2 separate regions of the Homo sapiens genome follow, and region 1 is linked to region 2. A link is a loop called in an ENCODE intact Hi-C map of the cell type or tissue named here. Cell type or tissue: PC-3. All regions are shown on one strand.

What was found. A loop is a pair of places that touch in the nucleus more often than their neighbours do. Peaks named below come from ENCODE experiments on the same cell type or tissue, not always from the same donor. Only the 100,000 strongest peaks of a DNase experiment are listed, where the experiment ranks them.
Region 1: it touches region 2 in a loop (4-fold over the local background); 1 of 110 quality-filtered maps calls a loop at or near these places.

The regions. Positions count from the first base shown.
Region 1 is chr3:145,621,084-145,623,583 of GRCh38, reverse strand. LOC105374144 (a long non-coding RNA gene) reads left to right here. Exons shown (of 4, transcript XR_001740944.1): 4 at 463-502. Among named protein-coding and RNA genes, the nearest start is that of LNCSRLR, 450 kb to the left of the region's middle. RefSeq lists a silencer at 1-122. In PC-3, no CTCF peak of the experiment used is centred here; no DNase peak of the experiment used is centred here.
Region 2 is chr3:145,411,401-145,413,900 of GRCh38, reverse strand. No RefSeq gene overlaps it. Among named protein-coding and RNA genes, the nearest start is that of LNCSRLR, 660 kb to the left of the region's middle. In PC-3, no CTCF peak of the experiment used is centred here; no DNase peak of the experiment used is centred here; H3K27ac peaks cover 676 bases.

The DNA of each region.
Region 1 (2,500 bases), 210 kb before region 2:
ACTATGAGTTATTGCCCATGAGTCAGTATAAACAATTGCATGTTCTTTGGGAGTTTATAGCTACTGTGAATATTTTCCTTCTCAAGTATCATTCAGGAGTACCACTGAAGGGCAAATAGTGTTCTCCTGGCTATATACATTGGTTTACAGTGTCTCCAGAATATGACACAAAGCTAACTCTAAATCAGACAAAATTTTTCAGTTAATATCCTGTGAGGCCATTGGAGTTAGTTGAGAAAGGAATGTAGAAAAAAAATATGCATGCTGGGGATTTGAGACAAATTACTTGTGCCTTTGGGCCTTGCTGGAAATTTCTATTTGATGATGAAATGCTGAACATGATTAACTTTGTGAATTGGTAGATATGGTGGCATAAGTTTCATGATAAAGGGCTGAACTTGCTGATTATGTTTTTTTTTTTTTTTTTTTTTTTTTGACATGGTGGCTTGCTCTGTCACCCAGGCTGGAGTGCAGTGGTGCAATCCTGGCTCACTACAACCTCCGCCTCCCGGGTTCAAGCAATTCTCCTGCCTTAGTCTCCTGAGTAGCTGGGACTACAGGCGCATGCCACCACACCCAGGTAATTTTTATATTTTTAGTAGAGATGGGGTTTCACCATGTTGGCAAGGGTGGTCTCGATGTCTTGACCTCATGATCCACCCACCTTGGCCTCCCAAAGTGCTGGGATTACAGGTGTGAGCCACTGCGCCCGGCTGCTGATTATCTGTTATTCCAAGGTCAAATGTTTGATCTCTACCACAGCACAGCAATGAGACACATTTTGTTCCTCAAAAGGTAACTTGTTTTTGGTGAAAAGGCCTTGGATTTGTTCCAAAATCCTGAGGGCCTCCACTCTTATTCTCATCTCTGTAAGTTCTGCAGGCCTCATACAATACCTTCGTCCTTTATAGATATTTGTAGTAAAATTAGATACATTGGTTTATAAACATCAAAGAGCACAATCTCTTGCATCTGGTTTTGCTCTGACTTCTACTTAATGCTGGAAGTCAATCAAAGCTTCTATAAATGTGCAAAACCATTGCATCCACATGTAGAATATTTTGCCTTCAAAATACAGAAGATTAGCAAACACTATTCCTCTCTCCTGTGGAATGAAGAGGTGAAAGGTGGACTCAGAACCAGAGAATTGATATAGCTTTGAGGTTAAAAACAATGACAAGGTACTGCTCTCCTAGTAAGATGGGTTTAGAGGAAGGAGACACTATTTCTGTCATTTTCTGGTCATTAAGATAAAGACAATATAATCTAGCTTAATTCTGATAGTTTAATCTCTGATAGATTTTTAATGCAAGAAAATTAAAGTTAATGCTGGAGTACAGAAAATGAAAATATCCTGAAATAAAGTATTATAAAAATATTTTTAAATGATTTTATGACATTACAATAAATATATCAGAAAAAAGATGATTTGATATAGAAAGAATTGAATGATTCAACTTTAATCTAATAAAATGCTTATTTTATGACTACTTGTGGATGTTAAACTCTTCAAGATCCAACCATCTTATTTGTGAAACAGTTTTAATGCTAACAAATATTATAAATATTAAATGTTTCACTTATTTTATTTACTTATTTATTTATTTATTTTGAGACGGAGTCTCTCTCTGTTGTCCAGGCTGGAGTGCAGTGGCATGATCTTGGCTCACTGCAACCTCTGACTCCCGGGTTCAAGTGATTCTCCTGCCTCAGCCTCCTGAGTAGCTGAGAGTACAGGTGCGTGCAACCATGCCTGCCTAATTTTTTGTATTTTTAGTAAAGACGGGGTTTCACTATGTTAGCCAGGATGGTTTTGATCTCTCGACCTTGTGATCCACCTACCTTGACCTCTCAAAGTGCTGAGATTACAAGCGTGAGCCACCGCACCTGGCCTAGTTATTTTTAAAGTATGATATAATCTAGTAGATTAATGTTGAGGGAGTTTACAAAAGAGTTACCATTTTTGATGTTTCTGCATCAATCTATATATTTTTGATATGATTAACTTTTCTTCTCTTACTTGACTCTTTCTAATATTCCTTATAGCCAAATACTTAATTGTTTCAGAAATTTCAGAATCCTATGTAACTATCTATAATGCAAAGACAATAAATTGCAATAAAAGTCAGAAGATGAATCTGATTGAATAAGTTATTTTTAATTTTTTTTCAGAAGCTAGCTCTTAATTTAACAGAGACAAATGCAGTGAAGATGAACAACAAGTATTTTGTAATTAATGAATGGTAAAGTCCTCTCTCTCCCAATAGATACAAAGGATAAAGAAGAGATAAACAATTCCAAAGAAAACAGATATCCTGGTAGATATCCCTTGAAATCAGCATGCATTTCTAACTGTCCCAACTCTCCTCCTTTAAGACACCAAAAGTTGCCTTCGATTTAAATCTAACACATACCTTCATCTGAAACTGGTACTATTGCATACCAAGTCATTATAATTTATTGCTTACACTGGCAAACAATGCCTTTTCTCCCCTTTTTT
Region 2 (2,500 bases):
AAAGATATCCAATGCTTATGGATTGGAAGAATTAATGTTGATAAAATGAAAGTACTACCAAAAGCAATCTATAAGCTCAATGCAATCCCTATCAAAATACTAGTGTCGTTCTTTGCAGAGATAGAAAAAAATTTGTAAAATGGGTATGGAACCACAAAAGACTGAATAGCCAAAGCAATCTTTAGCAAAAAGAATAAAGCTAAGGCATCATACTACCTGACTTCAAAACATACTACAAAGCTGCAGTTATTAAACAGTGTGGTACAGACATAAAAACAAATACATACTCAATGAAACAAAATAGAAATCCCAGAAATAAACCTGTGCATCTAAAGCCAAATGATTTTAAGCAAAGGTGTCAAGTATACGCAATGGGAAACAAACAGTCTTTTCAATGAATAGTACTGGGAAAACTGGATATCCACATGCTGAAGAATGACCTCTATCTCTTACCATTTGCAAAAATTAACTCAAAATGGATTAAATACATAAATGTAAGACCCAAAACTATGAAGCTACCAGAAGAAAACATAGGAGAAAAGCCATGACATTGGTGCAGAACGGGATTTTTAGAGAAAACCGTGAAAGCATCTGCAACAAACGCAAACAGATAAACAAAACAAACAAAAAATTGGGATTATATAAAACTAAAATACTACTGCATAGCAAAGGATATAATCAACAAGGCAAAAAGACAACCTACAAAATGGAAGACTGTGATTGCAAACTATACATCTGATAAAGGGTTAATATGCATAATATATAAGGAAATCAAACAGCTCAACAACAACAAAATAACCTATTTAAAAAGTAGGCAAAAAAACTGAATAGACCTTTCTCAAAATGAGACACAAATATGGCCAAAAGATATGTGGAAAAAAATGCTTGCCATTAGTAATCATCATGAAAATGAAGATCAAAACTACAATGAGATATCAAATCACTCCAGTCAGAATAACTACTATCAACAATTATAACATAACACGGTTGGGGAGTATGTAGAGAAAAGAGAACCCTTACACACTGTTGGTGAGACAATATGTTAGTACAGCCATTGTGAAAAATATTAGGAAGATTTCTCAAAACATTAAAGACAAAAGTACCATAAGATCTACAAACTTACTCTTGGGCATATATCCACAGCAAATAAAATCAGTATGTCAAAGCCATGTCTGCACTTCTGTGCTTATTGCAACACTATTCACAATAGCTAAGATATGAAATCAATCCAAATGCCAATCTTTAGTGGTGATTTCTGAGATTTTAGTGTGTCTGTCACCTGAGAATTGTAGATTGTACCAGATATGTGCTCTTTTATCCCTCACTTCCCTCGCAACCTTCCCCTACTTCAAAGTCCATTTTATCACACGTATGCTTTTGTGTCTTCATAGCTTAGCTCTCACTTACAAATGAGAACATAAATATTTGGTTTCTATTTCTGAGTTACTTTACTTAGAATAATGTCCTCCAGCTCCATTCAAATTGCTGCAAAAGATTAGTTGTTCCTTTTTATGGCTGAGTAATATTCCATGGTGTATTTTTACCACATTTCCTTTACCCACTTGTTGGTCAATGGGCAGTTAGTCTGGTTCCATATCTTTGCAATTGTGAATTGTGCTTCTATAAATAAGTTTGTGTATGTGTCTTTTTAATATAATGACTTATTTTCCTTTGGGTAAATACCCAGTGGTGAGATCCCTAGATCAAATGGTAGTTCTACTTTTATTTCTTTAAGGAATTGCCATACTGTTTTCCACAGTGGTTGAACTAATTTACATTCCTGATCAGCAGTACAAAAGTGTTCCCTTTTCACCACATCCATGCCAACATCTATTGTTTTTTGGCCGGGGTAAGGTGGTATCTCATTGCAGTTTTAGTTTGCATTTCCCTGATGATTCGTGATGGTGAGCATTTTTAAATATGTTTGTTGGCTGTTTGTATATCTTCTTTTGATAATAGTCTATTCATGTCCTTTGCCTACTTCTTGATGGAATTATATGTTTTTTTCTTGCTGATTTGTTTGCGTTCTTTGTTGATTCTGGATACTAGTCATTGGTCAGATGCATAGTTTGTGAGTATTTTCTCCCACTCTGTGGGTTGTCTGTTTACTCTGCTGATTATTTCTTTTGCTGTACAGAAGCTTTTTAGTTTATTTAGGTCCCATTTATCGATTTTTGTTGCATTTGCTTTTCGGGTCTTAGTCATGAATTATTTGCCTAAGCCAATGTCCAGAGATGTTTTTACGATGTTATTTTCTAGAATTTTTGTGGTTTCAGGTCTTAGATTTAAGTCTTTGATCCATCTTGAGTTGGTTTTATTATACACTGAGAAATGAGGATATAGTTTTATTCTTCAACATGTGTCTTGCCAGTTTGCTCAGCATCATGTATCGAATAGAGTGTCCTTTCCCTAATTTATGTTTCTGTATGCTTTGTCAAAGATCAGTTAGCCACAAGTACTTGGCTTTAATCTGTCTTCTCTGTTCTGTTTTACTGGTCTG